Regions from separate parts of the Homo sapiens genome. Here region 1 is linked to region 2. Evidence: chromatin loops called from intact Hi-C (ENCODE). Cell type or tissue: heart left ventricle. All regions are shown on one strand. Each heading gives the region's core, and the rest is flanking DNA. Links, peaks and the distances in the headings are about the cores only.

Region 1 (12,433 bases), core at 4,898-9,897, 110 kb after region 2:
GACATGTGGCAGAGAAAGAAAAAGCATGATCAGAATAGGAATTCAAGCAGGCTGTTGAGCAACCACTTGCTAGCAAGATTTGGATATCTAAAAAAGAGCCAGGTGCTGATAAGACAACATGAAAAAGGCCTCAAAGGCATTCCAGAGATCGCTGAGGCAGCCCTTCCCTTCACAGGCTCTGAGGCTTAGGAGGGAATAATGGTTTCTGGGTCAGGCCCAGAGCCCCGCTGCCCTGCCCAGCCTTGGTGCACTGTTTCCCACATCCCAGCTGCTCCCCTTCCAGCCATGGCTCAATGCGGCCCAGGTACAGCTCAGGCTACCATTTCAGAGGGTGCAAGCTATAAACCTTGGCTGCTCCCACATGGCATTAAGCCTGTGGGTGTGCAGAGTGCAAGAGTGAAAGAGACTTGGCATCCTCCACCTAGATGGGAGTGTATGAGAAAATCTGGGTGCCCAGGCAGAAGCCTGTTACAGGGGTGGAGCCCTCATAGAGAACTTCTACTAAGGCCCCACATACAGAGTCCCTATTGGGCCACTGACTAGTAGAGCTGTGAGAAGGGGGTCACCATCCTCCAGACCCCAGAATGGTAGATACACCAGAAGATTGCACTCTGTGCCTGGAAAAGCCTCAGGCATGCTCCAACCCATGAGAGAAGCCTGAGGCACTGAACCCTGCAAAACCACAGGAGCTAGCTGCCCAAGGCCTTGGAAGCCCACCCCTTGCACCAGTGTTCCCTGAATGTGGGGCATGGAGTCAAGGATTATTTTGGAGCTTTAAGGTTTAATGACTGCCCCACTGGATTTCAAATGTAAGGTTTAATGACTGCCCTACTGGGTTTCAAACTTTCACGGGGCCTGTAATCCCTTTCTTTTGGCCAGTTTCTCCCTTTTGGAATGGGAATGTTTATCCAACACCTGTACCCCCATTATATATTGGAAGTAAATAACTTGTTTGATTTTACAGGCTCATAGGTGGAAGGGACTCATCTTCAGATGAGATTTGGGACTTGGACTTGGGACTTCTGAGTTAATACTGGAATGATTTAAGACTTTGAGGGACTGTTGGGAAGGCATGATTATATTTTGCAATGTGAGAAGGACATGAGATTTGGCGGAGGCCAGCGGTGGTATGATATAATTTGGACATTTGCCCCCACCAAAATCTCATGTTGAATTGTTATCCCCAGTGTTGGAGGTGGGGCCTGGTGGAAGGTGTTTGGGTCATTGGGGCTGATCCCTCATGGTTTGGTGCTATCCTCAGGATAGTGAGTGAATTTTCTCAAGATCTGGTTGTTGTAAAGTATGGCACCACCCACCCCCCGCCAGCTCCCACTTTCACCATGTGAGATGCCTGCTCCTCCTTTACCTCCTGCCATGATTGTAAGTTTCCTGAGGCCTCCCCAGAAGCAGATGCTGGTGCAATGCTTCCTGTACAGCCTGCAGAACCATGAGCCAATTAAACCTCTTTTCATTAGAAATTATCCAGTCTCGGCTGTTTGTTTATAGCAATGCAAGAACAAACTAATACACAGCCTGACTGACACCTTGATTTTAAGAACCATTTTGAACTTCTGACCTCCAAAAGTGTAAGATAAGTTAACTTACACTTGTTTTAAGCCACTAAGCTTGTAGTAATTTGTTACAGCAGAAAAACTAATACATTAATTTTAAAAGTTCTTTTATAATCTCCCCACTATTTTTCTATTGACCAGCTTGCCTTTTAATCATGTCCTATTCCCTTTTCTGAACCATATTTCATAAACTGTTAAATGAAAATGCAGCTGTAACCAAAAATATTCTATTTCTTCCCCCACCACCCACCTTTTTGTTATTACCAATATTTGTTTAGCTGAGGGTTCCTATTTTACATAAACCTCATCCTCTTCCTAGTATCCCTGGAGCTTTTACCGAGTATCTTCTACTCTTCTTTGCTTGAATGCATATACAAATGGGCATTCCTTTGTGCCAGCGCTGTCAGCATTCCCAAACGCAGACTGTCAGCTGTCTCCAAGACATTCCTCTATGGATGGAGCATGGATCTCCTGCTCCACAAAAAGCTGTCCTGCTCTGCTGTGGGTAAATGGGCCCAGAAATGAAATTACTGGCATCCCAGACTTGATCCTGAAAATGATTCATAGTTTGAAATCCACTTCTCCTGTTCACACATAGCCATGCAGAAGCCACAATGACAGTGACATGTCTGGCATGCCCGACAGCATATTGGCTCTGGAGAAATGCCCAGTTGAAGCCCTGGGTAGGCATTTATTGTTCATGAGGTCTACATTCTTTGTTTTTTTTTTTTTTTTTATAGAGGGTTTCACTATGTTGCCCAGGCTGACCTTGAACTCCTGGGCTCAAGTGATCCTTCTGCCTTAGTCTCCCAAGTAGCTGGGACTACAGGTGTGCATCATTGCGCCTGGCTAATCTACATTCTATGTCATCCACAGATGCCCTAATTTCCCATTTACCCATCAGAGGCTTAGAGACTTCCCTGCCCAGGGGAGGAATGGGCTTCAAACTAAGCAAATCAGTATGCAGAGCAGCCCTAATTAAATTATACTCCTGTGGCCAATCCCACACTACAGAATAAACTATATACCGCTCATCAAATCATCAACTTGCACGTGAATGTACAAAGGACAAATAAACATAATATGCCTCCCATATTCACTTCCAGGCCCCCCACGCTAATGGCTGGTGAAACCTTAGCCAGGTGGGGCTGTGAGGAATGTTTCATCCCTTCCCGTTGACAGTGTCTTCTTTCATTCTATTGATTGTCTGTGGCCACACTTCCTTGTCGTCCTCCAGTCTGTCCTAGATGGCTCACCCCCTCTGCTGGGGCTCCAAATCCAATAGCAGACAAGGCTTCTTTCTGGCTACAATTGCTCAAAGGTCATAACTTCCAGGTCCCGTATTCAGGAGCCTTAGCTCTCCTGGTTGTTATAGGCTACTGCATGAGTCTGTGCAGATGTAGATGCTGAGATGAGAACTCTGTAAAGTTGGCAGCCCAGAGCCCTGAACCAGCCCCATGCTCTGTGATGCTTCCCCACCCCAACCATCCCATCTGTCTCACTTGTGTTGTATCTCTAGGAAGAAATTTCTTGTCCTTAGATTTATGTTGACAAAAATTTCCACGCTGAGTACAACTTGGAAAAGGGCCTGTGGAGAAGAAATAATAGATTCTGTGCTATTTCTTGTGTTTCGACACGAAGCCTGTCCTGGAATCACCTGGAGGACGTACACAAACACACAGTGCCTGGGCTTCAACCGGGACCAAGCAAACCTGAAGCCGTTGGGGTGGAGGCAGACACGGACATTCTCATAAAGCTGCCCAGGCAACTTTAAAGAGAGCCAGTGCTGAGAGGCCAGTGCAGGGGCGAAGTCTGGGGAGGGCAGAGATGTCCAAGAGTGGTGAGGTGCAGGGGCTCCCCAGCCTGGAAAGGCACTCGGATGAAGCTCCCCCCAGTTCAGCTCCCCTGGACTGCACCCTCATCCTCTGCTTTGCTCCCAGCTCCGGGCGGGCAGCCCTGGTTCTCATGACTTTGTCTCCTGCTCCACCCACCCCTTTACATAGGTGACCTTGTTTTCCTTCTGGTTCTGGCTTCAGATATGACTTATCAGCACAGTTGCACATGCAGGTTCCTGCCCGACCAGCCCCCACCCCAACCCAGCCTCCCAGAATCCTGCAAGGCAGCCCAGGGTTACTGCCCGGGGCAGCCTCCCGCTTAACTGGGAGGGAGAACTCATGAGATTGTGGATCATTTCCCTCAGAACCTCAAGGACATCTCGATGAACCTGCAAGGCCTAATAGATAGGAAGAAAGCACGAGGGGTTTGTTGAATGTGAAAACAAACATAAACTCAAAAACCTAATTTAAATCATTGATTTCAACTTGATCCTCTACCCAAGCCCTTACCAAATGTGCTATCAAGTGGCTAATATGATTGCTCTGGACTTCTTTTGAAGATATGTCACCAAGGGGGAAAGAAGACATGGGGTGGGGGCTGGTGTACACAGCAGCTGTGGGTTACTGGGAGAACTGGAGTCTTTTCTGAATTAAATACAAACATTTGAAGGTGCAGGTTAAGTGGGGACGGTGGAGTTAGCTGTAGGTTCTATCAAGGTCCTAGCTCTTGTTCTGGGTGATGGTCTTGCAGTCCTTATTACATTAAAGAATGAAGCAAAAAGCCTAATCAGGTAACAGCAGGCCAGACGGGGACCAATGATTTCAGTGTGCTCTGAAGAAAGGATGGTGATGAATCCATATGCCAGTTTTGTGGACCTGAGGTGCAGAAAATGGAGCATGGGAACACACTGCAGTAGTCCAGGTCCCAAGTGGCCATAACAAAGTCTTTGCTGAGGGGTAGAGAGAGGGGCTTTGATATGGTTTGGATCTGTATCACCACCCAAATCTCATGTGTAATTGTAATCCCAGTGTTGTAGATGGGGCCTGGTGGGAGGGGATTGTATCATGGGGGTGGATCCTTCATGAATGGTTTAGTACAGGGGTTCCCAACCCCTAGGCCATGGATGGGTACTTACTGTGTTAGGAACCTGGCCACACAGCAGGAGATGAGTAGCAAATGAGAGAGCATTACTGCCTGAGTTCCACCTTCTGTTAGATCAGTGGTGGTGTTAGATTCTCACAGGAGCTTGAAGCCTATTGTGAACTGTGCATGTGAGGGATCTAGGTTGAGAATCTAATGCCTGATGATCTGAAGTGGAATTGTTTCATCCGGAAATCATTCCCCGCCCACCCACCAGTCCGTGAAAAAATTGTCTTCCACAAAACTAGTCCCTGGTGCCAAAAACGTCGGGGACTGCTGGTTTAGTACCATCCATTTGATGCTGTTCTTGTGATAGAGTTCTCACAAGATCTGGTTGTTTAAAAATATGTAGCACTTCCCCTCTCTCTCTCTTCCTCCTGCTCTAGCCATGTGAGACATCTGGCTCCTTCACCTTCTGCCACGGTTGTAAGTTTCCTGAGGCCTCTCCAGAAGCAGAGGCTGCCATGCTTCCTGTACAGCCTGCAGAATCATGAGCCTAGTAAACTTTTCTTTATAAATTACCCTGTCTCCGGTATTTCTTTCTTTCTTTCTTTCTTTTTATTTTGTTTTTTAAGACAGTGTCTCGCTTTGTCGCCCAGGGTGGAGTGCAGTGGTGCCATCTCGGCTCACTGCAAGCTCCGCCTCCCAGACTCACACCATTCTCCTGCCTCAGCCTCCCTAGTAGCTGGGACTACAGGCACCCGCCACCACACCTGGTTAATTTTTTGCATTTTTAGTAGAGATGGGGTTTCACCATGTTAACCAGGATGGTCTCGATCTCCTGACCTCATGATCCGCCTGCCTCAGCCTCCCAAAGTGCTGGGATTACAGGCGAGGTATTTCTTTATAGTAATGTGAGAACAGACTAATATGGGGTTCCTCCCATTTGGCACCACCATGTCAGCTGGAGGGGAACTGGCACGAGGTTTGAACGATGTGGCCTCTGTCAAGCTGGCTGTGTCTAGGGAGAGCTTCCAAGCTGCATGCGTCAAGAGGAGGCATGCATCTGTGCCTGCAAGAAGCTGGACGGAGGCTCCAAGGCCTGAGTGACTGTGTCCTGCAGAAGTTCGCCCCAGTTGGCAGGCCCATTTAGGGGGGACATGGAGAAGAAGGTGCCAGCAGGATGGGTTCAGACGTCCTGGTGCTCTCGCTGCAATGGCTTCCATGCCTGGAGCACTCAGAACAGTCTTGGCTGAGCATTTACAGACATCGTCTCATTTCCTCCTCCCAACCCACACAGAAGCCAGGTGTTTTGGGTCCAGAATTGTATACAATTTGGGGAGCCTTTTTTGAAAAGGAACACATATGAGCTAATACAAATAGACTGAAATAAGAGGAAAAAAATAAAATAATTTCTTTAGAAAGGAAAAGGAACACCAACTTACCAACATGAAATTAGATACAAAAGCAGGTCTTTAGAAGTGAGGGCTACCTAAGCTTTAGCTTCATTCACTTTGCAGTACATTTCGCTCTGGGGACAAGTATCATCACCCCCATTTTAAAGGTCAAGAAATTGAGGCACAGATTGGTGAAGCGATTCACCCAATGTCAGACAGTGCGCAACGAATTAGCTAGGATTGTATCCCAGATCTGTTTAGTGTCACCCAAGTTAGTAGTAACACCCAATGACCTCTGATGGCGGTGGTGATGGGTGCCTCTGTTCTAGAAAGAATGTGTATCTAATTTGCATCATAAAGTGATTGATGCCATCAGCTGTGTTTATGCCATCAGTTAGTCTGTATTGATCCAGGGCGTATTTTGTGCAGATGGGGACCCTGGGAAGTTAGCAGCAATGGAGAAAAGCGTGGAATGCTCTCCAGGTATTAACACCACTGCCACCGCCACCCTGGCCATGGAACACTGCACAGGGAGAAGGCAACAGAGCAAAACAAGCATATTGCATTTCTCCAGCTGCTCCGGAAGTCCTTGGGACAGGAACCATGTGTGTTTAGGAGAACACCTCCATAAGCCTTTGGAAGCAGAAAACAAGAGCCTGTGGGCTTGAGCTGGAAGAAGACAACAAAGAAATGCTAGACCACCTTACGTTAGAAAAAAGTGCCCTAATGGGGGCCAGAAAGGCAGAGTGAGGGAAGAGAGAAGGAAGCGGGGAAAGGGATAACAGCGGGCAGGGGAAATGTGGCAGGAAGGACAGCCCAAGTGGACATGTCCAAGACTTCAAAAAACCAGACTGTACTCAGTTTGTACCCCTGTCCTTTATAGCATAAATCTCCATAGCCCCAGAGTTTCAGCACAGCTGGAACACACACAGGGGTCTTGAATGCAAGGGCTGTGTGAGGGAGGGATTGTGTGTGTGAGGGCCTATGTGTGTAGTGAAGTGTTCGTAGACAAATGTTCAAAAGAGGATGCTCAGATCATTACCGATGCCCTGTGTTGTTAAGAGTTTATCATCTGTGAATCGAAGGGTTTATAACAGGATAATGACAGAAACGTGAGTTTAATACAATTTTTAAAAGATGTTTCCTAGAATGCTGTATACACAATGTGCTGAACAATATTATTTCAGTGAACGTAGGTCATGTATATAGTTGTGTATGTGAGAGTATGTACGTGTGTGGGAGTGTGTGTGTTGTGTGTATGTGTGTGAGATTGTGCATGTATGAGTGTGTGTGAGTGGTGTGTATATGTTTATTAGTGGGTGTGTGTGAGCATGTGTGTGTGTGAGCGTGTAAGAGTGTGAGTGTTGAGTCTGTGTGTGTGTCTGAAGCTGAGGTCAACATCTGGGCTAGATCAAAAACCTAATTGAGGAAAGCATAGTGGAGTGGAAGCAAGAAATATTATTCCTGGGGCTTCACCAAAATCTAAAATTGGGCACTGATGGGGTGGGGATTTGAGATCCTCTTCTCTAGATCTTGGAGGGCAGGTGGTCCCCTCTGACATCCGGGTTGGAAAGGGGAAAGTAGCACTATTGAGCATGCCCTGGGCCCCAGTCCCCATGGCTGTGCCACACACATTATCTCATCTGCTTTCCCCACAATCATACGAGATGAGTATTTTTTTGCCCACTTGGTAAAGAAATCAAGGCTCAGTCAAAGAGGTTAAACAACTGGCCAGTAGCGAACAGCTGTTAAGAACAGGATTCCTCTGATGTCACAGCCCCTGCTGATTCCCTGCTTCCCCTACACGCCACCCAGTCCCACCTTGCTGTGATATTTCTCCCACTTTAGTCCATTTCCAGAACATTTGGCATAGGCAAGTCGAAGACAATTGGCTGGCAGTCCTTGTGTCTCCGCAATGCAGTTGCCCAGCTCGGTTTCCTCCCACAATCTCCTCTTCCTTTCCTCTTACCCCTTTCCCTGTCAGGGCTCTCATTGAAGCCAGTGGAAAATTACTGACCTAGTCATTGGCTCCTGCATCTTAAATGGAGACATTACTGCTCCCTGCTGCCCAGATTGTCCCTGAACTCTTGACCAAATATGTGGTAGCTGCTTTTAACTGTGACCTCACACATCAAGTGAAAATGCTAGAGACAAATACATATTACCTTTTTTCCCTGCATCTTCCACAGAAATTGAGAGAAAAACATCTTAATGGAATTGATTAAATAGATGAGATGACATTTTAAACACTTGACCATAGGTAAAGTAGTGGGTTATGCAAACTCATTTTAATGTGTTGGCCATCTGACTGCCACCAAGGCATAGCTACTTGTTTTTTCTTGGTAAAGTGCAAAATAACTGTCAAGCCAGATCTCTAGGTGATAATAAGCATCCAATTATCACTAAAAATGGAGTCTGGTCCAGGACACCTGCCAGTCCTTGGAGATTCAAGTAGAACTCTATGTGCTGGTTCAGCTACACCGAAGAAGGGAAACAAATAAAAATGGTGATTTATGAGTGCCTCCTTTGTGCCAGTCACTGTGCTAAGCATGCTACATTCATAATCTTATCCTATCTACAGAGCAGGGTGGACACCATTGCTATCCCCTTTTTGCAGAAGAGGGGATTAATGCCCAAGGTCACAAGCTTATATGTGTCTGGGCTCATCCAGTTCTTCACCTCCTCAACATAAGTTAGGATGGCACTTTCCTGATCCTTTGATGTTAGTAACCTGTCACTTCCAGGTAAAACTAGTTTCCTCATCTGCAAATGAAAAATAGTATCTATCCTGCAACCTGTTTGGAAGATGTATTAGCCTGTTCTCACATTGCTATAAGGAACGACATAAGATTTATGTATGAAAAGAGTGATTTCTGAAGAAAAGAGTTTAATTGACTCACAGTCCCACAGGCTGTATGGGAACTATGGATGGGAAGGCCTCAGAAAACTTACAATCATGGTGGAAAGTGAAGGGGAAGCAGGCACATCTTCATAAGGTGGCAGGAAGGAGACAGAGAGCAAAGTGTGAAGTGCTACACACTTATAAACAACCAGCTCTCATGAGAACTCACTCACTATCATGAGAATAGCAAGGGGGAAGTTTGCCCCCATGATCCAGTCAATTCCCACCAGGTCCTTCCTCCAACATTGAGGATTAGTTTGATATTAGATTTGGGTGGGGACACAAATCCAAACCATATCAGAAAATTTAATGTAATTATATATATATAATAATGTATATAAAAACATATAAGATAGTGCATGGCTTAATAAATGTTAGTTATTATTTTAATGATAATGATTACATGATGTTGCTACTTGAGAATCTTCAGGAGCTTCCTTTACTTATTAAGTCATGACCAAACTTCTCAGTCAGACATTCCAGGCTCCAATTCCTCACTGATGCTTCTGTCATGGTTCAGGCTACCTTACTTAGCTCCTGGACTCTGTTGGGTGGGAGGAATAGGAAGATGAAGGCAGGAACCAGCACCTGAGAAGACAGGAGCTGCTTCAAGTAGCTTGGCCTCAGGAGTGACCCATCATAGTAGTGCCTGCCTCAGCTAACCCTTAAGGTGGCCCAGGAGTCTCTATCCAGCAGAAAGAACACAGCTATTGGAGGCAATCCTGGCAATTAGCATTGGTCATTATGCCTGTTGCTGAAGGCAAAGTTTTTTAACCATTTATAGTGTTGGATTAAGACATATATATTGGAGTTTTTGTTCTGGGCAAGGTGGAGTAAGCACACCCTACCCTGTTTCTCCCACAAAATGCAAAAATGAACCCTGGACAGACTACATTGAACAGCTATCTAAGGACCATGACAAGTAAACAGGAGCAGGTGAATTGGGGAAAGAGATCAGAATATGAAGTACCACCAAAACCACCATGAATCTCTCATCTTTTATCCCCTCTTGTATCATCTGGCCTGGACTCATTAGTCTGGCCTGGATGTGCACACCAAAAGCAAGCAGGGCTCTAAAAAGAATCCTCACTTTCTGGTCCAAGGTGGTTGTGGGGACACCTAAGAGTTATAAGAAGTGGAGAAAGTCCCTGGTTTTTAAATCTTTTTTCACTCTTGCCCACCCAACCCCCAGGTAATCCCATAGTGGCAGCAGTAACAACAATGGCAACAGCAGCCTGGAGAGCACCGAAATACTTAAAGCTCTGAGGGAAGCGAGTCTTCCCTCCACTAGAGAAGCTGTGGTCCCAAGAGGGTGGGACAAAATACCATTCCCTTTTCTCTCTCTCTGTTCATACACTGCCTGGTGGGACAGACTCAAGTATAGCCATGAGATGTATGCAGCAAGGTAGGAAAACTAAAGACCTAGCTTTCTAACCAGAGGACAAAAAAAATGGGGCTTCAGTGGGCCAAAAATGCCAGAATAATCTCAGAAAGGAGACTGCTCAAGAGAGCAGTTCCATATTAACTCCGAGGCTTACTTCTAAGCTGCACATGGTGTGAGAACTGAACTGTGCATGAGACTATGATCCAGGCCACCAAATGGCCACTGGGCAACATACACACAACAGATTCCCATAGCACTGCAAAGGCTTTGAAAACTGAACTGATATTAGAACCACAGTCCACAGGAGAACTCGAGTCTGGAGCCTAATTAGACTGATTGCTTGCAAAAACAAAACAAAACAAAATTCAAAATTCGCTTTAGGATTTAAACAAGACATGGATCCTCATAATGTAATATTCAAAATGTTCAGGACACAATCCAAAACTACTTGACATATGAAAGACAAGAAAAACTTCAACTTATAGGGAAAAGAACAATCAACAGATGCCACCTGCAAGATGACACAAATGTTGAAATTATTAAAGATGCAAAGGCGACTATTATAAACATATTCCAAGAAGTAAGGGAAAATTCTCTTGAAACAAAAAAGTCTCAATAAAGACTATAGAAGATACAAAGAAGGACAAAAGAGAAACTTTTTGGAACTGAAAATTACAATGACCGAAATAAAATATTCCCTGGATAAGATCAATAGCAAAATAGAGAAAGTCAGTGAATTGAAGATTGAATAGAAATTATCCAATCTGAACAAAAGGAAAAAATTAAAAATTAATGAACAGAGTATTGGAGGCATGTGAGACAATACGAAAAAGTCTAATATTCATAGTGTTAGAGTTCCAGAGGGAGAAGGGGAAGAATAGGATGCAAAGAAACAAACAAAACCCAAAGGAAACCGTGCCCAGATGCATCGTAATTAAACTGCTAAAAACTAGGGCAAAACATCTTGAAAGCAGCCAGAGAAAAATGATACTTTATATAAAGGGAAACATTGACTTAAATAACTGTGGATTCCTCAGGAAAAAAAAGTAGGCCAGAGGAAATGGAATAACATTTTTAAAGTGCTGAAAGAGAAAAAACTGTCAATCCGGAATTCAATATCCAGTGAAAACATCCTTCAGGAACGAAGATGAAATAAAGACATTCTCAATGAATGAAATCTGGAAGAATTCATCACCAACAGACATGTTCCAAAATCAATACTAAAGAAATACTTTTCCTCCTAAGATGCAGAACAAAGCAAAGATGTTCTGGCAAAGGAAGAATGAAAGTAATGGGCAAACAATCAGTGGTTGCCAGGGATTAGGGGTGGGAGATGTGTGACCACAAAGGGAAGAATGAGAGAATTTGTGTATGATGAACTGTCTGTATCCTATTGTGGTGGTGGTTACATGAATCTAAACATATGTTAAACCTTACCAAACTGTTATGCCCCAAAATAAAATTTAAAAATAAAGTTAAAATGATTGTGTATTTTTTTAGTGGCTTAAAACTACACAAGTTTTTATGTTATAGTTAAAAGTCAGAACGTGGGTTAGAAGTTCAACACAGGTCTCTCTGGGCTAAAAGCAAGGTGTTGGCAGGGTTGCATTCCTGTATGGAAGCTCTAGGGGAGAATCCCTTTCCTTGTCTTTCCCAGCTCCTAGAGGCCATTACATTCCTTGGCTTATAACATCTTCCTTCATTTTCAAAGCCAGCAATATCAGGCCAAGTCCTTCCCACATTGCCTCACTTTAACCTCCTCTTTTGTCTCCCTCTTCTGATTCTTCTTTTTTATTGAGGTGAAATTTACACAAAATTAACCTTTTTCATGTCCATTTTAAAGTGAACAATTCAATGGCATTTAGTACATTCACAATGTTGTGCAACCACAACCTCTACCTAGTTTCAAAACATTTTCATCAACCTGAAAGAAAACTTCATACTCATTAAGCAGTCACTCCCCATGTCCCCTACCCCAGTCCCTGGCAACCATCAATCTGCTGTCTGTCTTTATGGATTTGCCTATTCTGGGTATTTTGTGTAAATGGAATCATATGTGACCTTTTGTGACTGGCTTCTTTTGGAGGTTTTGATGGTTCATCCACATTGTAGCACATGTAAGTACTTCATTCCTTTTTATGCCTGAATAATATTCCATTGTATGTACATACCACCATTTGTTCCTCCATTCATCCTGTGTATTCATCTTTAAAATAAAACTTTAAAAAACTTTATATATGATGTCTCACCCAAGACCAATCAA
Region 2 (12,433 bases), core at 3,651-8,650:
GCAACTTGGCAAATGGTGAGTGAAGCAATGAGCACCCTGGCATGGCCTCTGGTGTTAATGTGAGCTGTTTTCCCTGCGTTTCAGAAGTCAGGGAATATATCGGTGGGACGTAGTGGGAGCTGTAGAATTTTTTTTTCCATAGGGATAAATCTCAATGTGATTATACAAATCTCTGGCTTAGCCTGATAAAGTTAAAAAACAAAACTAAATATTTCAGGAACACAGTTCTCTCACCCAGACACAAATGAAATCTTCCTTAGACCTTTGTATTGCTGGGCAGAAGTGCCACAAACTCAAATTGGCATTTTCTGTCTCAAATCTCCACCTCATTAGTGCCTAATTAGACCCCATCCCTAAGAGTCGGGTGCTTGGAAGATGGAATGGAGACCACTGATAAAAATTCACCTTCTGTAGTCTCCATTCAGGTATGATTGGCCCGATTATAGCTCGTGTCCTGAAAAGGACATAGGAGGCTTTTTTCTCCAACTCGTAAGAACTGATGAACTAATCACACCAAATGCAAATGTTTTAGACAGTATATTCAAACTGGGAAAAATACCTGCCTATCAAGGGAGTGAGAACTCACTTTGAAGTCTAAGGGAAGGAAACAAAATTGGAAAAGCACAGCAATAAGCATTTGTGGAGTACTTGCTGTGTGCAAACACAGAGCGTTCACATAGACTCTAAACTAGAGCTCATGAGAAGGCTATGACATGGCCATTTTCACCTCTTCATAAAAACAAGCAAGCTAAAATTTCACTGTGTGATTCCCTAACATTTGTATTTGTTATCCATTTTTCCACAATAAATGCCCCTCAATCCTATCAACAAAATTTAAACCACAACAATCTGTAATAGTAACATTCATTATCTTAGTTTCTGCAGGTTAGGAATTAAGTGGTTTAGCTGGGTGGTCTGGCAGGGTGCGTTGCAGTAAAGATGTTGGCTGAGGCTGCAGTCAACTGTGGGCTTCAGTGGGCCTGGGGTATCTGCTTCCATGATGGCTCACTGACATCACTGGCAAGTTAGTGTTTACCATTTTTTTTTTTTTTTTGAGACGGAGTCTTATTCTGTCACCCAGGCTGGAGTTCAGTGGCGTGATCTCCACTCACTGCAAGCTCCACCTCCCAGGTTTGCGCCATTCTCCTGCCTCAAACTCCTGAATATAGGTGCCCGCCACTGCGCCCAGCTAATTTTTTGTATTTTTAGTAGAGGTGGGGTTTCACCGTGTTAGCCAGGATGGTCTCGATTTCCTGAGCTCATGATCCGCCCGCCTCAGCCTCCCAAAGTGCTGGGATTACAGGCGTGAGCCACCGTGCCCAGCCTGGCAAGTTGATGTTAAGTGTCCTCAGCCCCTTGCCACATGGACCTCTCTCCACCAGGGCTGCTTGAGTGGCCTTGTGACATGGTGGCTGGCTTTCTCCCTGAGCAAGTAATCCAAGACAGAGCAAGGCATAAGCCACATGGCTTTTATGGCCCGGCTCTGAAAGTCACACACATAATTTCCCAATATGCTGTAGCTAATGCAGCTTAGTCCTGTTCAATGCGTGAAGGGACTGTACAAGAGTGGGAGTACTAGAAGGTGGCTGCCACAGTATTTTATCCATTTTCTGGGTAATAGACATCTGTTCATTTTTACAAATAATGCTGCAGTGAATATTTCTATATATATCTTGCCTAAATATTCAAGTGTTTCTATAGGCTTCTGTACCAACATGAACAAAGCCAGCAAATGCATCATTTTTAGGTTCATAAGCCTCTGTATGGGTTTCCTGGATGCATCATGCAGAATGTTTTATTCCCCTGCCTCTTCCCCACTCAGACCAGATCTCTCTAAAGGCCACCTTACATCCCTTATAGTCTCTTGACCAGAGAAGGGAATGGGATCTCTCCCTCTGCCTTAGAGTTTGGAAAGTCTCAGGGAAGAACTTTGACAGCTCCAGTAAGGAGGGTGGTACAGATGTGGTCACTGAGAACCACTGTGAGCCACACAGCACCTCGGATAGCCTGCAAATCTGCCTTCCCCCAGGGAATGGATAAATGAGGTGCCAGTTCTCCAGCCAACCTGGGCCTTTGAATCAGACTCACCCATACCTCATGCACCAGATCCAGGCATAACAGGTGGGCCATCCTGGGGCTTTGGCTATGTTGCTGTCATCCTATACTCCTTTTCCCCACATGCAGGCAGGCCATCATGAGACTCCAAGTCTTTCCACCCCTCCTTGCTGCCCAACCTGGATGTAGGTTTACACTGGCCCCTACTCCATGGCCATGTATACAAACCCTGCATCCCAGCACGTGCTCCCCCTCATCCCAGTGCTGGCTTCCTGCTGGTACCCCCAACAGATTGCCAAATGCCCCTTCCCCATTTACAGACTGTTAAATGGACTTTTCACTTCATATTTTGGCATAATTTCAAACAATTTACAAAAAGGTTGCTGAAAACACTTTTTGGTCTGAACTATTTTTGAGTCATGTGCAGCCTTGATGCGCCTTATACTAAATATTTGTGTGTATTTCCTAGAAACTCTCCCGTAATAACAGTACAATGATCAAAATGTGAAGAAATTTAGTGAGCTTTTAATAAGACTTAAAAACATGTATAGAGCTCTTAGATAATTCAGTATGTATTCATATTTATATACTTTGCATTTTGTATTAAGTTCAAAGTCCCCAATTCAGGCTGTTGTGCTTGCATTTTCCTTCAAATGAATTCAAAGGGGGGTCACCTCAGTGTCCCTGGGCCTGGCCCCCTTTGGTGCCAATAGACCCTGTGGGTTGATTGGATGGAATCAGCAGCAGGATTGACACCTGTCTAGGGGTCAGGCTCCCAGTTCACTTCTCCCTCCATTCTGTGAGGCAGCCTTTTCTTTTCCATCCCTCCCTCCTCTGAGCTCGAGGTCACTGGGGGCATGGGTGCAGGTGCCCACTCTGCACCAGACACGCACATACACTACGCTTCTGCCCTCCAGGACCGCGTGGCCTCAGAGAAACAGGCACGAAGCATCATGAGAGGGACGCTTTTTAGCGCAGGGTCACAGTCTGCAGAAAATCAAGCGTGGTCAAAATCAGTGTTCCCTTCCGAGGGCCCAGTAAAGACTCAAACCCTCAGGCTTCCGTCCCCACGTCCTAAGTGGCACTGGACCCCAGCCTGGGCTCTACGTGTCCCCCGCCCGCGCTGGCCACCTCCGGGTGGACCCTAGGATTCCGTAGCCGCCCCCTAGCCCCGCGCCTGTGGGTCCCTTCTCCGTGGGGCCTCTGGTCTCTTAGGGTCGCCGGGGGCTGGAACCCATGGGGCCACCCTCCGAGGGTCAGCAGCGGCCGAGGCCGTTGCCACAGAAGGTGGCAGCACCTCCTTGCGGGTCGCGAGGAGTGGGCTCCCCCAGGGGGCTTTTGGAGCGCGACCCTGCGACCCACGCCATTCAGCAGTGGGATTTTATTTTGTTTCAGAAATACTCCAGGGCCGTCTAGTCTCTTTCTCTATTTAGGGAAGAGGTTTAAGAATGTTACAAAAGCAACAGACGCCTGAAACAGAACGTTACACCCCAGCATGAAGAAAGCACCCACAGAGTGTGCTTCCCCCAGGGGTTAAGCATAGAATCTCCCCGTGGCCCGCAGTCCCCGAAGAGTAAGGCAAGGACCCAGCGGATGGAGGGGCAGTACGGCACTGTTCCCCAGGGCCCGCGAACAAACGTTAACAGGCTGAATGGTAAGCCAAACGTGGTATTCCCTGCTATGGAATGCTCTTTAGCCTTAAAAAATGTGAGTCTGATGCGTGCTGCCAGGTGGGTGAACTGGGAAAAACTTAACTAAAAGTGAAAGAAGCCAGACACGAAAGGACAAATACTGCATGAGTTCACAATGAAATATCTAGAATAGGCACATTCACAGGGACAGAAAGTAGGTTATGGCTTACCTGGGGCTGGAGGGAGAGGAAAATAGAAAGTTATTGCTTAATAGGTACAGAATTTCTGTTTGGGGAGATGTCATGCCTGCTACTGAATTGTAAGTTAAACATTGGTTACATGGCAAATTTTATATAATATATTGTTTCCCATAATTTAAAAAATAGTGAAAACCCATTGCGTTTACTCCTCTACCTCCCATTCACCTCTTTTAGGCCAGGGGCAATTGAATGACTTAACTGGAGTCATGCAAATGGAAGGCACAGGATTTGAGCCCATCGCAAACCCAGCAGGACCAGTGAGGCACAGCGTCCCTCTGAGCAGCCAGCAGGCGCCTGGGCCTGGAGGGGCTGCACCCTCACACCCCCTCACATCCCTGGGAACACCATAGGTTACTCATCAACTTCCTCATTCTTCTCCCTGTGCTTTCTTTGGCCTGGGCCTGGTCTGGGCCTTAGGGTGCTGGTCCCAAGCTTCCCCAAGTCAGGGAGTGACGGGACTATTCTAGAATCCCATCCTGTCTGTTCCCTGCCCAGGTCAGCACAACAAGAGGGAGACTCTGGTAGCTTCCCAGAGACCCCTCTCTCCTCCTTAGCAGGTGGGGGCAGGAGTCAGGCCAACGTGGTCCCCTCATCTCCAGGAACTTCTCCTGCTTCACTGCAGCCCCTGCCTGTGCCCTGTCCCTCTGAAAGCACAAGCTCACTCTCCTCTCCCACCACTGGTCCTCACCCACTCCTGTCCTCACCTCAGGGCACCAGGCCCCAGGTCCCCACGCTTGGCCTCACCTCCCACCTCCTCAGATGTGTGCATTGCCCAACAGGCACATCAGATGCCGCTTAGGTTGCTAAAGCTTTGGGAGGCAAAAAGCTTGAAGTTTGATACTGTTTTAGAAAAAGACATCAAATCACTTATGGGAAACCAGGATTTGTTGACCTTCATTGCACCTGTGTAGAGTTTAAGCTGGTTTTTCTTTTGAATTGGATAGGTGGGTGGTGGTGGCGCTCATCTTGCAGGGCTGACAGCCCCTATACATGTTGTTCTGGCCCTGGCCAGCCTGCATGCGGGTCAGTCCCTTCTCCAGCTTCTCACTTACTCTCACCAGGGCCTGAACATCACAGGGAGGCCAGGGCATGAGAAGAGCTGGAGAGAGGAGAAGGTGGGAGAGCCCTTCAGTCTGGAGTTTGCTGACTGTGGGATGGGGTGCGGGGCAGAGTGCAGGGCACAGATGGGAATGCTGGGGAGGGGTGGGACTGGGCCAGGGAGAAGCACAGGGGATGACAGATCACCCTAGGGGTTCCCATTTTGGATAGTGGTCAAGGACCACAGACGGCATCAACTCCCTGATGGCTACAGAGGGGGAAGATACAGGCCTGTCCTCAGAACATCAGCCTGGCCATTGGAAGTGGAGCACTGGATTAAGAGTCCCCAGTGACCTCATCATGTCCTTGATGGATGTGGGACCTCTCTGGAGAAAGGCAGTGTCGGCTTGGGTTTGACAGACACTCATGGAAGGACCTCCATGGGTTGTGACTGCACACACTGGGCTCACCATGCTTATTTTGACCACATGGACAGCCTGTTGGTCCCAGCTACTCAGGAGGCTGGGACAGGCGGATGGCTTGAGCCCAGCAATTCAACTCCAGCCTGGGCAAGACCCTATCTCTCAAAAAATATAAATAAATTAATAAAAATATGTCAACACTGTCTGGTAGGTGGTCTGGTTATGGGAATGGGGGTGTGAGTGGAGGCCTTTGAGGCCCCTCCCTGTGCCCTGTCGCCTTCTGTCCATTTAGAGGAGTGTGTATGTGAGGAAGATGAGGCAGAAGAAGCCAAGTATGGGCCCCGACTCCCCTATCAGGTGGGAGAGCTGGGGACATAACTCCCAGTGGGCACCAGGAGGCAGTGCAGCCCCAGCATCAGGCCCTTCCCACAGGGGAGCCCTGGCTTCAGCAGCTGCAGAGGCAGTAAACTCCTGGGGCTAGATCAACGTTTTTGGATTTTAAGAAGTAAAAGACGTTTTGAGGGTCATGAACTTGGTGCAGGTCTTTGCAGTACCAGGTGGACAAACCTCATCTGGGGAAAAAATCGTGAGACCAGGTTCTGCTCTCCAGCTCTGATGAGAAAAGCAAGTTTTCCCTCCTCTCTTTGCCACAGTTTCTCTACTTATCAGATTGAAATGGTGTCTTCCCCACCTACTGCTCAAAGATCTCTCGTGCCATTGATGTGAAACACTTTTCCCATGTTCAAGGTGGCTGGCCTAGTCATTGGCATCCCTGTGGCAAAGAAATGTACCAACGTTATGCCTTTACAAATGGATTCATAAAGAGTCCGTTTTTTTTTTTTCAGGCTGGGCACGGTGGCTCAGGCCTGTAATCCCAGCACTTTGGGAGGCCAAGGCGAGAGGATCACTGAGGTCAGGAGTTTGAGACCAGCCTTGCCAACATGGTGAAACCCTGTCTCTACTAAAAATACAAAAATTAGCCTGGCGTGGTGGCACGCACCTGTAATCCCAGCTACCCAGGAGGTTGAGGCACGAGAATCTCTTGAACCCAGGAGGCGGAGGTTGCAGTGAGCCAGGATTGTGCCACTGCATTCCAGCCTGGGTGATAGAGTGAGACTCGGTCTTAAAAAAAAAAAAGTCTGTTTTTTGGAATTAATTTTCCGTAGATGGAAAGATGCAGCAGATGCGTGATGCTCTGGCTTCCATGGCCACAGATGGCCCGGAACAGTCACTAGCTAGTTTGTCCTCAAAAGAAGTGAGACCCGCAGAGAGTCAAAGTCATCAAACCTGGCCTGCAGGAGACCTCAGCAGCACCTGGGAGCCTCTCAAGTGCAGGGGTGGGGGACAGTCTGTGGCTATCCACTGCTGAATGTCCACTGCTAGGGCCTTCCCTTTACTAGAAGTTTCTATCGCTAAAAAGCAACAATCTCTCAAAGTGAGAGGAGGGAGAAGAAGGATATGAATTTCTGCGTGGCCAACCTGACAACATTTTCTGAAAGAGCTTGGGTCTGTGCAGTCTGAGGAAGGCAGTGAGGCCAGCACAGGACAAGACAACCACAGGATGAATTCCTAGAGCCAGGTTTTGAGCACATCCCCTGGGAGGGGCAGGCAATGCATGCTGGAATAATCCAGTGAGGCCATACTTGCTTACTGAGAGGAAGACTTTGCAGGTAGATGCGACTTTCTAATAGGGCATCAGGTTCTAAAAGTCTATTCCGCCCAGATAATTTATATGAATCTCAACCATGTGCATCAGGTAGGTGCCAGTTCTCACTCGATCCTGAGAAAGTTCCCTAACTTGTTTTTTTAAGAGTCAAATTTCTTATTTGGAGAACACGGATGATTGTCTCTACCTCATGGCATTGTGGTGAAGATAAAATGAGATTATATCTACCAAGCGCCTAGCAGAGCATGTAGGATGCAGTATAAGCTCAGTAAATGTTAGTGTGGCAGGTTGCTGGGTGAGCGACTGTGAAATTTTGGTTGTTTAGTTCAGGGGTCTTTGTTTAAGTGCTTCTGGTAATCCTTGTTGGGTGGGGGCAGAAGAGTGGGTTTGTGGTTTATTAGGGAAAAATGAAAGGTATTTTCCTTCTTCCAGGAAAAGAGCCAGACTTTCCTGTTCAAGGTCTTGACCCCTGTTCCAGCCCCACTTATAGCCAAAAGTAGGAATGAAGATGGCCTTGTGGTTTTAAGGCTGATGCCCTGTCATGGCAAAAAGAGGCAGAACGGATGCCTTGTGTTGTGGAGACTCGAAAAGGGGTGGTGGCCTGAGGCTGTCATCTGTCTCCTGAGGACTGGAGAGAGCCAGCCTTCCCTTCGGCATGGCCTCTGAGGAGAGGTCAGCTGTTGCATACTGTGGGGCCTGCGCAGGCCCAGTGGGGAGGGCGGGGGTGGCCTGGAGCCCTTCTCCTTGGCACTGCCCCGCCAGATGCAGAGGGGAGGCTCAGGAGTGAGTGCTGTGGCTGAGGCTGCAGAGCTGCCCAGGTGGCGTGCAACTTTCCTGCCAGATGTGGGGAGCTGCCCTGACCTGGGACCCCGGATCTGGACCACTGGAGGACCTTTTCAGGGCTGTGTAACCTCAGCCCCCACCCAAGGTTCTTGTGGTATCCATAGGGGGAGTCCTCATGTGCCTGATTTTAAATACGTGCCAGTCTTAGTGGGTAGGAGAAGGAATCCGTTCAAAATAAACCAGAGGACAACACATTTGACATGACTGGCCCCTTGGGAAGAACATGGATAACACTGCCCTAGGTCTTGGGATCTCAGCAAGTCAGTGCCAGACAAAACTGCTCAAGTGATTTTCATATGTGGTTTTGATGTTCTTGACATAAAATGGGCAGAGGCCTGAGGAGTCACAAACTATACACACACACACACACACACACACACACACACACACACACAGCAGCAGCAGCAGCAGCAAGTAAGAAGTAGAATGAGCCAGGACTAAAGCCGAGTAAAATGCAAATATAAAATATACACACAGTGACACCAGACAGCCAGGTACACATCCAGGGATACATCTCAAACATACTGGTGAGGAGATGGGTATGGGAGCAAAAGGAATCTTAAGCAAAAAAAAAAAGCCAGAAGAGGGGTCACGTGCCCTGTCAGTGATGATAGTGTTCCGAGGCTGGGAGGATGACAAGCACAGTTCTCTGCAGACATGGCCCACAGAGGTAACAGCCAGGCAAAAATGGTGGGCAGAAGCCCCAGAGGGTCTCTCCAGATGCCATGAAACCTACAAGAAATGCCATGAGGCTGTGGGGAATTTGTTAGGCACATGGAGCGATTTCCAGGCCTGTGTCTGCCCTTCTGTCCCTGTTGAGTTACCAGTGTTGACTCACACCCTGGCACCTGGATGGATTTGTGTGGGTCGCCTGGCGATCGCGTAGGTTCCTGTAAATACAAACAGCCTAGGTCTGACAGGAATTTCCTTACTGCTTTCCTTCAGAATTGATATTAGAAGTAAATTGCTCTCTTTAAAGTGTTCAACCCTAACATGTCCCACTGGGAAAACTCTCTCTTTTTCTGTGGCCAAACACTATCAGGCTTTGTGAATTTTATAGAAGAACCAGAATTGAGGGCCAGACCTCACCCTGGGAAGCCCTGGCCATGTCTTTAAGTGATGGGGCTTGTCTGTGAATTGTCCTTGTTGGAAAGATGGAGGATAGCTTTAGTGCTGGCCACCATTGCTGGTGACACACAGCCTTATCCAAGGAAGTACATTAAGAACTCAGTGCTTGTGGCCATCAAAGAGATTCCAGTCTCTTTTTGGAGGAACTGGTTAAATCTATTATGATCTAATCAGACAATGTAATATTTTGCCCCTACAAAAAATCCTGCTTTTGAGGCCTTCTTATTGACATTGGAAAATGTAAATGTTACATCTGCTGAAATAATATTTAGCGAGTGCCTTTGCCCAGAACATGAACTGATTAGGGCCAAGCTGAAGCACAAACAAGTCACATAAGAACCTGCTGGGAAGAACTCTGGCAGTAAAAACTGTTTTCCATACCATAGCTGACTGGTTTGCTTTTCAGACCTTGTGAGCCAGAGGAGATGTTCCCAGAATCACACAGTGCAGGAGGCTTGGTCCTGGAAAACTGTCAGGTGGTCAGCAGTGAGTGATGAACGATGTGATCACAGCGGCGTTTCCCAGCCAGGCCTCGTGCAGGGGCCACGCCTTCCTACCTCCTCATACACCCTGGTCCCAAAGTCATCTTGGAAGCACAGGCTCTGAACCCTTATCTAAGGATTAAAGAATAGCAGAAAAACCAGACATTTAGAGGTATTTAGACATTTAAAAGAGCCCATGAAATCCAGGCGGCCTGTGTGACCTTCATTTTCTCCTACGAGAGAGATGCAGGGACTTGGGTGCTGTGCTGTCCCCGAGGCCATGGGACAACCCCCCTACCCCGCAGGAGTAGGGGTGCTCTGTGTGTAGCTGCACTCAGTCTCTCCACCGCCTCCTGTTCCAGGACACCGTCATTCAATAAGGCTAAGATTTTGTTTTTAATGTTCATAAAGCCTCTTAATCCTGAGAACGGCTTGACTGTGCATTGAGTTCCTGAGAACAGGACTAAAATATCTATACAATATGAGTCCAATTATATTTATGGCTAAGCATCCAAATATACCTAGAAAAAAAAAGCTTAGAAGGAAATGGGCCAACATATTAACAGCTTCCCTCCCACCTTCCCCCGCACACAAATGTGATGGTTTTAAGGGAAGTTTAAATGTTTCCTTAAAAACAGCTTTATTGAGATATAATTGATACTGAACTTTGCTTTAAGCAAACAAAAAATGAACATTAAGATTTATTTTTTAAGATTTAGGGTATAAGAAAATGAAATAAAAGGCATCCAGATAGTAAAAGATGAAGAAAAACTGTATTTGCAGATGATATGATCTTATATATAGAAAATCCTAAGGAATCCATGAAAAAACTATTAGAACTAGTAACCAAGTTGGGCAAAATTGCAGTATACAATGACAATTTATATACAAATCAATTGTATTTCTTTTTATTTTTATTTTTGAGACGAATCCTTGCTCTGTCACCCAGGCTGGAGTACAGTGGCATGATCTCCGCTCACTGCAAGCTCCGCCTCCCGGGTTCACGCCATTCTCCTGTCTCAGCCTCCCATGTAGCTGGGTCTACAGGCACCCGCCACCACACCCGGCTAATTTTTGTATTTTTAGTAGAGACAGGGTTTCACCATGTTGGTCAGGCTGGTCTTGAACTCCTGACCTCAGGTGATCCACCTGCCTCAGCCCCCCAAAGTGTTGGGATTACAAGTGTGAGCCACCGCGCCCAGCCAAATCAATTGTATTTCTATACACTGGCAACGAACAATCCAAAAATGAAATTAAGAAAACAATTCCATTTATTAATATAATAAAAAAGAATAAAATACTTAGGAAGTTAATAAAAGAAGTACAAAACTTATACTCTATAAACTACAAAACACTGTTGAAAAATGTTAGACAATGTAAAAAGATGGACAGACATCTCATGTTCATGGATCAGAAGACCGAATATTGTTAAGATGGCAATACTCCCCAAACTGATCTACAGATTTAACAGAATCCCTATCAGCACACACAACCACCCCCTGCCCCCCAGCTGGCTTCTTTGCAAAAATGGGCAAATTAATTCTAATATTCACATAGAAACTCAAAAGACCTAGAATAGCCAAAATGATACAGAAAAAGAAGAACAAAATTGGAGGACTCAAACTTCTGATTTCAAAACCTATAAATCTACAGTAATCAAGACAGTGTGGTACTGGCATTAAGATAGACATATAGATCAGTAGAATAGAACCAAGCATCCAGAAATTCTTACATTTACAGTCAACTGATGTCCAACAAAAGTGCCAAAATAATTCAATCAGAGAAAGAAGAGTCTTTTCAACAAATGGTGCTGGGACTAGATATCCACATGCAGAAGAATGAACTTGGACTCCTAATTTACTAAAAATGGATCAAATACCTAAATTTGAGAGATAAAAAACTCTTAGAAGAAAACACAGGGGTGAATCTTCATTACCTTGAATTTGGCAATGGTTTGTGAGATATGACATCAAAAGTATGAACAACAAAAGAAAAAAATAAATAGAAATTCATCAACATTAAAAATTCTGTGCTACAGAGGACACTATTCAGAAAGTGAAAGACAACACACACAATGGAAGAAAATATTTGCAAATCATATATTTGTTAAGGGACTTGTATTCTAGAATATATAGAACTCTTAAAACTCAACAATAAGACAAACTCAATTAAAAAGTGGGCAAAGAATCTCAATAGACATTTGTCCAAATATACAACCACATGAAAAGAGGTTCAGCACAACCGTCAAAGAAATGCTAATAAAAACCACAATGAGATACTATTTTACATCCACTGTATTAGTCCATTTTCATGCTGCTGATAAAGACATACCTGAGACTGGACAATTTACAAAAGAAAGAGGTTTAATGGCTTACAGTCCACATGACTGGGGAGGCCTCACAATCATGGCAGAAGGCAAGGAGGAGCAAGTAACATCTTAGGTGGATGGCGGCAGGCAAAGAGAGAGATTGGGCAGGGAAACTCCCCCTTATAATACCATCAGATCTTGTGAGACTTATTTGCTATCACTAGAACAGCATGGGAAAGTCCTGCCCCCATGACTCAATTACCTCCCACCAGGTCCCTCCCACAACACATGAGAATTCAAGATGAGATGTGGGTGGGGACACAGCCAAACCATATCATCCACTATGATGGCTTTCCTCAAAAAAGCAGATAACAAGTGTTAGTGAGAATGTGGAGGAAGCAAAAGTTCCACACGCTGCTGGTGGGAATGTAGAATGGTGGATCTACTTTGGAAAACAGTCTGGCAGTTCCTTCAAAAAGTAAACACAGGGTTATCATTTGACCCGGCAATTCCACTTGTTAAAAACAAACTGAGGGCTGGGGCACGGTGGCTCATGCCTGTAATCCCAGTACTTTGGGAGGCTAAGGCAGGAGGATTGCT

Evidence for each region. A loop is a pair of places that touch in the nucleus more often than their neighbours do. Peaks named below come from ENCODE experiments on the same cell type or tissue, not always from the same donor. Only the 100,000 strongest peaks of a DNase experiment are listed, where the experiment ranks them.
Region 1: a loop joins it to region 2, with 4 times the contacts of the local background. A loop is called at or near these places in 28 of 110 quality-filtered maps.

What each region holds. Positions count from the first base shown.
Region 1 is chr7:36,089,010-36,101,442 of GRCh38, forward strand. LOC101928618 (a long non-coding RNA gene) reads left to right here and starts at 6,301. Exons shown (of 2, transcript NR_108089.1): 1 at 6,301-6,367; 2 at 9,979-11,644. In heart left ventricle, for the core only: a CTCF peak has its summit at 7,944 (motif pointing left); no DNase peak of the experiment used is centred there.
Region 2 is chr7:35,979,549-35,991,981 of GRCh38, forward strand. LOC107986734 (a long non-coding RNA gene) reads right to left here and starts at 11,940. Exons shown (of 3, transcript XR_001745010.1): 1 at 11,901-11,940; 2 at 9,425-9,657. RefSeq lists a silencer at 5,728-5,777. In heart left ventricle, for the core only: a CTCF peak has its summit at 5,800 (motif pointing right); a DNase peak (open chromatin) is centred at 5,813.